Linked DNA regions of Mus musculus: region 1 is linked to region 2. Evidence: chromatin loops called from intact Hi-C (ENCODE). Cell type or tissue: gastrocnemius. All regions are shown on one strand. Links, peaks and the distances in the headings refer to the core of each region. The heading gives the core; the rest is flanking DNA.

Evidence for each region. A loop is a pair of places that touch in the nucleus more often than their neighbours do. Peaks named below come from ENCODE experiments on the same cell type or tissue, not always from the same donor. Only the 100,000 strongest peaks of a DNase experiment are listed, where the experiment ranks them.
Region 1: it touches region 2 in a loop (2.8-fold over the local background); 1 of 42 quality-filtered maps calls a loop at or near these places.

The regions. Positions count from the first base shown.
Region 1 is chr12:32,810,204-32,815,583 of GRCm38, forward strand. No RefSeq gene overlaps it. Among named protein-coding and RNA genes, the nearest start is that of Nampt, 7.4 kb to the right of the region's middle. In gastrocnemius, for the core only: no CTCF peak of the experiment used is centred there; no DNase peak of the experiment used is centred there.
Region 2 is chr12:32,686,583-32,691,962 of GRCm38, forward strand. No RefSeq gene overlaps it. Among named protein-coding and RNA genes, the nearest start is that of Gm40376, 35 kb to the right of the region's middle. In gastrocnemius, for the core only: no CTCF peak of the experiment used is centred there; a DNase peak (open chromatin) is centred at 2,980.

The DNA of each region.
Region 1 (5,380 bases), core at 315-5,314, 120 kb after region 2:
CCACAAACCTCCCATTCCTCCACCACACACATCTCCCTTCTCAACGTGTCCTGTTTCCTCTGCTTCCAAATACCTCTGATCCCCTTTCACTCTTCCCCATCACACTCCCTTGGTCCAAGCCACATTATTTCCTACACAGACTTCAATGAACGCTGAACTCTTGCTCTTTTTGTTTTTGTTTTCTCTTAGGATTAAAAAAAAAAACTTTTATTGATTCTTTGTGCGTTTCACTTCACCCCTTTGTGTGTTTCACTTCATCTACCCCAGTGCCTCTCATCTCTCATCCCTGCATATCCACCCTTCACTCAACCTCCCCCTCCAAAAAACATGAAACATACAAACAAATAAGCAATCAAAAAAGCATAGAAAAACATCTCACTGTGGAAGCTTGGTGGTAGAGGGTGTTCTGTGTGTCTATGGTTCTGTGCTGTGGGACACAGGGCGGGTCTGTGGGCATCTTTTCCGGTCTGCACCGAATGACTTGGAGGAATGTAGGTCTCTGTCTTACTCCTTTTGACACTGCACACTGTCTGGATTTGATTTGATTTGATTTTTACCTGTCCTAGGCATAAAACAGTTTTGGCCACCAAGCCAGGCATCAGGCTAGGATGAACAAAGGTCTGCCACCTGCTCTGCCTCTGACTGACGTAGAAGCATCACCACCAGCAAGTGTTCCTTTGACACTGCTAGGGGGTCCATGCTTGTTTTTTCATGCCCACATTCTACTCTGTACATACCACATTGATGAACAGTTGAGAGGCAACTTTTAGGACTTGTGTAGTGGTTTGCATGTGAAATGACCCCAAAGACTTAGATAAATGTTTCCAGTTGGCAGCACCATTTGGAAAGGATGTAGAACCTTTGGGGGTGGTTCTATTAAGATCCATGGCCTCGTTGGAGTGGGTGTGCCTTTCTTAGAGGAGCTGTGTCACTGAGGCAGACTTTGAGGTCTTGGAAGCTTAAGCTACGCCTAGTGTGGCATTCACTTCTGCTGCCTGCAGATCCAGATGTAGAACTCTCAGCTCCTTCTCCAGCACCATGACTGCCTGCATGTTGCTGCCATGTATCCCACCATGAAGATAATGAACTAAATCTCTGAACTATTAATTAGCCTCAGTTAAAAGTTTTACTTTAGAAGAGTTGTCATGGCCATGGTTAGCAATACAATGTTAACTAAGACAGAAGCCCTTGTCCAAAAATTCTGCCTTACCCTAAATTGAAGAGTTTTGGCTTAGTTGGATTGGGTCTAGAGACTGAGGTCCAGGACAGTCAAGCTTAGGCATTGAAACCATCAAAACTAGAAAGCTGGTGAAGATGAAATTGAATGAGAAGGTGATATTTCAGCTCCACCAAGCAGCAAAGTGTGGTAGCTTCTGCCACGTGGTTCTGACTTTAGGATAGAAAAAAAGGGGGGGGGGGTTATAAAATCTTTCACCACTACTAAAGCAAGCCACCAAGCAGGGATGTCAGGGTTGGCCTTGCAAAGAGGCCCAGAAGGGCCACTGTGTGAAGCTGTGAAGGTGAAACCCCAAAATATTGAAGATGTCAAAGGCATGGTATACCTGCCAGGGAGAGGTGCTAACAGGAAGTGGAACCAGACCAAGAGAACAAAGTGCGCTGCAGTCAACAAAGCTGGAGGGAGTTGGAGACTTAAAGAACATTTTGACATCAGACAAGGAGATGCCGAGTTCAGAGTTTTCCCAACTAGTCTTGTGTCTCGTCATTTGGTCCAGTGTTTTCTTACTATGCTCCCTTTTGGAATGGAGATATATATATATATATATATGTATATCTCCTATGGAAGATACTTGTTGGAAGTATGTGATCTGCTTTTTCATTTTGATTTTACAGAGATTACAGTTAAGGGACTGCATGAGTCTCAGAAGAGACTTTGAACTTTGGACTTTTAAACAAAGTTTAAGACATATAGACTATGAGGATTTTTTTTTTAAGATGGACTAAATTCACTTTGTATTATCATACAGCTACAAGCCTATGGAGGTCAGGGGATGAAGTGTAGTGATTTGAATAAAAACCGGCCCATAAGGAGTGGTGCTATTAGGAGGTGTGGCCTTGTTGGAGTAGGTGTGGATTCGTTGGAGGAGGTGTGTCATTGGGGGCAGACTTTGAGGTCTAGAATCTCAAGCAAGGCCTAGTGCCCCACTGTCATATCCTGCTGCCCGTTGATCCAGATGCAGAACTCTTAGCTACCTCTTCAATACCATGTCTGCCTGCATGTCACCATTCCTGCAAGTCACCATGCTTGTGGACATGAGGATAATAGACTGTACTGGCTAGTTTTGTGTCAACTTGACACAGCTGGAGTTATCACAGAGAAAGAAGCTTCAGTTGGGGAAATGCCTCCATGAGATCCAGCTGTGGGGCATTTTCTCAATTAGTGATCAAGAGGGGGAAAGGCCCCTTGTGGGTGGGACCATCTCTGGGCTGGTAGTCTTGGGTTATAACAAAGCAGGCTGAGCAAGCCAGGGGAAGCAAGCCAGTAAGGAACATCCCTCCATGATCTCTGCATCAGCTCCTGCTCCCTGACCTGCTTGAGTTCTAGTCCTGAATTCCTTTAGTGATGAACAATGGTTTGGAGGTGTAAGCTGAATAAACCCTGTCCTCCCCAACTTGCTTCTTAGTCATTGTCTTAGTCAAGGTTTCTATTCCTGCACAAACAAACATCATGACCAAGAAGCAAGTTGGGGAGGAATAGGTTTATTCAGCTTACACTTCCATACTGCTGTTCATCACCAAAGGAAGTCAGGACTGGAACTCAAGCAGGTCAGAAAACAGGAGCTGATGCAGAAGCCATGGAAGGATGTTCTTTACTGGCTTGCTTCCCTTGGCTTGCTCAGCCTGCTCTCTTATAGAACCGAGACTACCAGCCCAGAGATGGCACCACCCACAAGGGGACCTCCCCTCTTGATCACTGACTGAGAAAATGCCTTGCAGCTGGATCTCGGGGAGGCATTTCCCCAACTGAGGCTCCTTTCTCTGTGATAACTCCAGCCTGTGTCAAGTTGACACAAAACTAGCCAGTACAGTCATGATGTTTGTGCAGGAACAGAAACTCTGACTCAGACAAATGGACTAAACTGAACTGTAAGACAGCCCTGTTTTCCTTTATAAGAGTTGCTATGGTCATGGTGCCTCTTCACAGCAATAGAAACCCTAGCTAAAGCAAATATTTTGCTAAATTGGTTGCATTGATTGTTCACATGTCCATTACTATAATACTATATGAAACTAAGTGCATAACTAATGCTTTCATGCTGTGGCCATAAAAATCTATTGAACAGACGCTCTCTCGTCAGCTATCCAGTTATTCAGGTACAGTGGCTCAGATGTATAATTCTCAGTCAAAAAAAAAAAAAAAAACTGAGGCAGAAGTAAGTATATCTCTATGAGTTCAAAGCCAATCTAGTTTACAAAGCAAGTTCCAGAACATCCAGGGCTGTTCCATAGACAAGCCCTGTCTTTAAGCCTCCCCTGTCAAATAAATAAATAAATAAATAAGTGGACACACAGACAGACAAACAAACAAACAAATGAATAAATAATAACTCTACCCTAAGTGGGCATTTGAAAGCCCAGAAGCAACAAGATGTGGAACAAGAAGGAAGGGAAAGATGGAAAACCTACAGCTCATAATGTTCCTCCCACACATCATCTTGGGCCACAGTTCTTGGCTAAAGCCACTCTCAGGATCATAACTAGGTTGAGCAGAGTGTGACTGTAGGAGAGGGACTGTGTATCTAAGCGAGCAAAGGAATAAAAAGGGATGCCAGGTCTGAGTAAGCAGTACCAGGTGCCACAGGGCCATCTTTGTTGATTTAGTAAACATTTACCAATCCCATAATATGTATCTGGTACTGCACTTTCCTCTAGAAGCAGATCAGTATGTAGGTTATACCTCTGCTCTCACAGATATTTAGGGATTTAGTACCTTATAGCCTTAGGTTTAAACCTTAAACTATAGGCTACTATATCATCTTCCAAGTGAAGGGGATGGATGGTCTGAGGTAAGGATTTTAGAAGGGTATTTTTTTTTTAATAACTGCTAAGCAAAATGGGGGAAAGAAGCTTGGATGAGTGGTGTGGCAGATACCAGATTTCCAGATGACATAATGTGTCTGCTTTGAATGGCTAGCTCATACCTATGTGATGTTCTCTATTAGTGTATAACAGCCTGCCTACTTTAAAATGCTCTACAGTAAAGTTGAAAGATTGGAGGGCTTTGAGAAAAAAACAGAAAGAGGTGATCTGCGTAATATAAAAGATTGAGTGAGTCCAAGGTAGGTGGTATTATGTGTTGAATATAAATGTGCCCATAGGCTTATGTGCTAAAGGTATGATCCACAGCTGCTGGGACAATGTTGGGAGGTCCTGGAAACTATGAAATGGGGCTTATGTAGAGGAGACAAGTCACTAGCAGTAGTTTTTAAAAATCCCTGTCCTGTATCTTGTGCCCAATCCATTCCTCCAGCCTCTCTCTGCTTCCTATCTTTTATATGGGACTAGCTTTGCTCTACCTTACCCTTCAACCATGACAAAGGCCAAGAAACACAGAGTGAAGCAAGTGAGCACGAACTGAAAACTCTCAATGAGTCAAGTTGGTGCTCTCATCAGGTGGTTTCTTTGAGGCATTTGCTACATGATATAGCTGTAGCAATGAATGACTAGCACACACACACACACACACATTATATATATATACACACATACTATATATATATATATATATATATATATATATATATATATATATATATAGAGAGAGAGAGAGAGAGAGAGAGAGAGAGAGAAATGATAGGATCATTGCTGTTGTTATCAGAAACTTTAGGGAGTCCCACATTGGGTCCCATATATTACTAGGGAAATCTGGGACTCCCTTTTGTATATCCTTAGTCTCATTTATAAAACCCAGATTCAAAAATAAAGCTAGAAAACAACCTATTAGAGTTTAGTGGGGGAACACCACCAACAACAGGACAGGAAAGCTGAAAATCTCGGCAGTTGGAGGCCAGAGACAAAGAAAAGAAAAAGTCCTGCCTTATGTAAGCATCCTAATAGTGAAAGTGTAGGGGTAGCTTCACAGAAGGAGCAAGAAGGACCATGGGATCACAGAAAGCATGCCCATGTTTTGGAAAAAGAAGAAAAAAGAAAGGTTCAGATTTTCTGACTAACTCAGAAAAATCAGGCTTTGCAGAGCTGCTTGAGGCGACTGCCAGCCCCCACACCGGAGCAGGACTTCTAGGGAAGATACATATAGTATCTTCCTTAAGGAACTAATTATTCTTCCACTTCTTAGCCTGGATTTAGGTGGATCAGCCTTTCTGGGTTACGGTGGGATGGTCTCTTGGACAGGAAATTGGCA
Region 2 (5,380 bases), core at 160-5,159:
CAACCTGTGCTTAAATGATGAGCTGAAGATGTTAGAATAAACAAGTATAAGTGAAAACAGTGTGTCACTAGAAAATCCCCAGACTGCAGAAGATATCAGCCCCAGAAGCCAGACCAGAATTGACATCCTTGCAGCTTTGGCATAGGGCAGTGGTGGACACAAGCATGGGATCACACTTTCATAGGGATGCTTTGGTTGTCAGTAGCAACGCCAACACCTGCTCTGGAAGAAGCAGGTGGGGAAGAAGCTACAGACACCACACTCAGAAGCCATAGCAGCAGCCAGCAGTGTGAAGTCTGGTGTTCGCTCCTTTGTTGATCTCTCTGGAGAGCCCTGGGTTTCAGGGATGAAGTTTCTGTTCAAAGCTGTGTGGTTGGAGCTGCCAGCCAGTCTTCTGGTAAATCCAGAGAACGCTGGTTTGTGTTTTTCACAAAGATCTTGTCTCATGCAGGCAGCTGTTTTGGGGACACAACCTTTACTTAGGCCTCTGAATCTAATATAATTTCAAAAGGAATTTACAAAAGCTTTGTATAAAAGCCTCTACTAGAATAGAGCCACATTTTTAAAAGGAGAGAGAGAGAGAAGAGAAAGAGGGAGATGAAGTAAATGAACCACAAACAAGGTCTAAAGCCTTGAGAACAGATAAAATGAGCTATGCTAGAAAACACAGTCAAGCAACTGTGCATACTCGGTCAGAAACCCCATCTCTTTAGACCCTTAGAGTACAAGCTGCTTGCTCAAGAGCTGAATAAAGTCCAGCTATTAAATGATATTTCCCAGTGTATTACTGCATTACAAGAACGGTACATAGGTTATAGGTTAGAAGGTTACAAAATGTCACCAACCTTAACCTAAATGTTCTGTTGGAATATTCTGCTTGTTGGTTCTTTGTCCTAATCGCCATGGGCAACTCTGAAAGGCAGCAGGCTAGGTGCCAGGCTGAGGATCAGGCACACAGCTGAGGGAGACAGGAATGGCCTCTGTTAAAGAGCAATTCTCATTTCAATCTCACACCAGCGTGCAGATATGGGCATTCAGGTGAGGACTCTGAGTCAGGGAGTGACTGTAATCCACACGAATGTAAGCAGCGGGTATGGGGAATGGAGGTCCTTTGTCCTAACTCCATTCTCTCTGCACAGAAGGTAAGGACTTCACCCAGGTTTCCACACGGCTTGGTGTGACATTTAAATGGGTTGGTCCTCTCATGCTACACAAACCCAATACATACTGATCATCTGGTAGCTAAATGAGAATGAAAAGTCCTCTGAATGAAAAGCGTACAGCTCGACAGTGAACCTATGAAAATATCAAAAAATGGCTTTCTTTTAAAATCCCCTCTTGTTTTCATAAGCCCAAACTAAGCAGCCAAGAGACAGACTGGAACTAGATAGATTTCACTGACAGGTGCTGCCAGAGTTAGACTGCCTGAAGACTGGGGTCCAGGCTAGTCTGGGAGAGCAAGATGCCTCCCATATCCTCATACAATGCCCTAACCATTTCCTGTGTGGGCAGTCCTCCTGGGCCCTTTACAAGTTCAACTGCTGTAATTAAACATCTCCACAAATTACCAAAGTACTCTAGAGGGTTGGAACCAGAATTGTTGTGAGGGGAAACAGAGCCACCTAGGAAAGCAAGATGTAACAGGGTGTTTAGGTAAAACAGTAACAAAGGTTTGGAGGGAGGGTCAGAGGTCAGAATATACCTTTGTGAGACTTGAAGGAGAAATAGGCTGCAGGAAAGAGAAGAGCATGAAGTACCTCAGTGTACTGAGCTGATGGGTGCTTTCACACACAGTGGTGCTCCACATGGGAGGATTAATCCCAGGACCCCTGCAGATAACAAAACCTTGAGACGCTCACATCCCCCATAGCAAAGATCCAAAGACCATGTACCTCCCACAGCCTTTAAATCATCTCAGATTCTTTTTCATGTTTCCCTTATACAATGTAAATGCTGTGAAAACAGTTGTAATCTATATTGTTTAGAAATAATGGCAGGAAAATCTTAAAAGGCCATCCTCAGTCAGGGCAGTCTTCAATTAAAACAACAACAAAAACAAAAACAACCACCAAAACACTTTTTGATCGTTGGTAGGTTGGAACAGTAATGCAGAATCAGTAGACACAGGGCCAAACTGAATTATGTATTTCATCCTATAAAAACATCCTAGAGACATATCTTAATTCTGTTTTACAGGGAAAGAAACTGAGGCTAATGTGGAAAGAAACTTGGCTAATTTACCCAAGGTGACTTGGACAGTAAGAACAGGGTTGAAACATAAACCCTGGAAAGTAGCAACATCCATGACCATCCTGTTCCATACATGTGCATGAGTACCTGCAGGCATTTTAAGATTTTACTTTATTTTTAATTTATGCATGTGTGTGTGTGTGTGTGTGTGTGTGTGTGTGTGTGTGTGTGTGTGCGCGCGCGCGCGCGCATACACATACAATGAGTACAGTGCCAACTGAGGCCAGAAGAGCAGATTCTCTGGAGCTTGAGTTCCAGTTGTGAGCCACCTGACACAGGTGCTGGGAATCAAATTCTACAAGAGCGGCAGGTGCTCTTAACCCCTGTGCCACCTCAAAGATCCAGCTCCAGCCCCTTTGTTAAGATTTCTTAACAAAGGCATCTAGAAATTTCTAGGTTCCATTCTCAGAATTTTGCAGATATTAACTCATTTAGTATTCATATCAACCCTGGAATAGTGGCAGTATTATTGGTATTACAAGATGAAAAACTGGACAGACAGATACTGCCCAAGGTCACACATCTGGTAGCAGAGCCGGCTACTTAAGTAAGAGCCAACTCTTCCCATCATCCCTCTATTAACAGGTCAATTACTAAATACTAATTCCATGCCAGAAACTGCTGGTACTTTTTAGAGTGCTTTGAGTTTACTCATTCAGCTCATGAAGTATGGGGAAGGGGAGGAGGTGGACATGCCAGTAATGTAATAAGGTGGCTGACACCCAAGTGTGGGCTCTAAGCCAAGCCCTAGTTTACCAGTTGCTTGACCTTGGGTAAGTCATCGAGCCTAGAATCGTGACCATTTTCTCATCTGTAGAAAGAAAGCTATAATTGCTCTGCTGGGTCGGGGGAGCTTGTGATAAAGGCTCCTCTGCCTGTCTGATACATGAAATGCCTTGTTGGCAAGTGATATATTTTTATGGTATATGTTGGGATGGGCTTCACTTTCAGAGCAAGGAATATGGGTATGGCCTAGTGGCATTCTGGAGCAGGCTCCCTGCATATCTTATAGTGGGCTTTAATTTCTCAGGACCTCTAGTGGCTCCGGTTCTGGCTGCGTGTAGAGAGCAGCCACTTGGCCAGTTGGGCCTCCTAAAGGTGCTGTCTGGTCATTGCCCCTTTAAGGTGTTGAGATGGTTAGCCCTCACTGAAGATATGAAGGAAGAAATAACTAGACTGTAAGATGCCAGAAGAAAACACTGTCCACGTGTGCTCAGAAGGCTCATTTTTTCATCAGAACCTCACCATCTGTAAATCAGAGCCTCAACTGCTTGGCAACTCATCTACAGTTCAAGGCTACTGGACATGGCAAGAAATAATAAATGGCTCCATAGTATCAGCATGACTGCAAAGCCACAAGGCCAAGAGTTGTGCCTGAGAGGTTCTCTCGGGTTATTTGGAGGGAGAAGACCAATGAGGAGGAAGCTGGTAAACTGTGGGCTGGTGCACCAAGGTCATGACCTAAGTCTTATGCTTGCTCTCCACACTCCCTCTGTGGTGGTTTGACATTATTGGGAGGTGTGGCCTTGTTTGAGTAGGTGTGGCCTTGATGGAGCAAGAGTGTCACTGGGTTGGACTCGGAGGTTTCAGAAACTCAAGTCAGGCCCATTGTTCTTCTTTCTTTCTACTGCCTGAGGATCCAGATGTAGAACTCTTTGCTCCTTCTCCAGCACCATCTTGGCCTGTATACCGCCAGGCTTCCCCACCAGGATGATAATAGACTAAACTGTAAGCCAGTCCCAATTAAATGCTTTATAAGAGTCGCCATGGTCTTGGTGTCTCTTCACAGTAATACTACCCTCCCTAAGCCATCCTCCTCAGGAACAAGCAGCTGGCAGCTTGAGTTGCTGCCGCTGTTGCCTACTGGGAGACACTGAGCCCTGGCCCAGGACTGGGCCTTCTCTTAGGCTTGTCAAGGAAGACAAAACTATTGCTAAGAATTTTCCAGATGTGGTTAGAAATAGATCTCGGGGGTTAAAACCATGTGAACAAGAGCGGTGTGATCAGCATCATATGCCTGGATGAATGGCTGCTACAGCAAAGAATGGCAGGAAGCTGAAGACAAGGTTGAGGAATGCCATGACAGTCTCTGTGATGGTTTGTATATGCTCGGCCCAGGAAGTGGCACTGTTAGAAGGTGTGGCCCCATTAAAGTAGCTGTGTCACTGTGGGGGTGAGCTATAAAACCCTCATCCTAGCTGCCTGGAAGTCGGTATTCTGCTAGCAGCCTTTAGATAAAGATGTAGAACTCTCAGCTCCTCCTGCACCATGCCTGCCTGGATGCTGCCATGTTCCTGCCTTGATGATAATGGACTGAACCTCTGAACCTGTAAGCCAGCCCCAATTAAATGTCCTTATAAGAAGTTGCCTTAGTCATGGTGTTAGCAGTAAAACCCTAACAAAGACAGCTTCCAACCTCTCTTCCTTAGCTCCCACATTCTCTCATACCCATGCAGGCCTTTGTATACATTATCTCCTCTGTTCTTAAATGTCATTCTTCCTGTCAGAGTACGCAAGCAAACAAACAAACTATGACTCAAGGATGTCAACAGAGTCACTCAGGTTGATGTAGCAAGGAAATCACTGGGAAAAGGTGGCTGAAAAGGCATGCTAGAAGTCTTGGGGAGGCATGTTTTGTCTGTATCAATGAATAAGGGGAGCTGAAGGGCTTAGGCACGTCCAGCTTGCCCTGGGAGGGTTTATTCTGGATCCTGACTGGAGAATGGAATGAAGGGAGGATTTGAATCCAATGGTATGGACCTGGTGAGAGGAGAAGGAGGTCATAGACTGAGAGAAGTGGAGGCCAAAAATATTTTTAAAGGAGAAGTCTGATCTATGTAAAGGGGCTCTGACAAACAGTGCATCTTCTTTTCATCAAGTTTTCCAGGGCTAAGAGACAGGGAAAGGGCACAGTCTTACAATGATAAAAGGGTAAACTGTGCCAGTCTTGGGATTCTCAGGAAAGGCTTGGTATTTTATTTGAAAATTTTCAAAAGTTCAGTCAAGTTGCATCAAGCAACTAAGACAACTGAGCCAACTGAAACCCTTGCAAAGGAACAAGTGCAGAAGCTCCAGGAACCTCAACAACTTCCAGATCTGTCCCGTGTCCAGAATTCTTATAGCAGAGCAT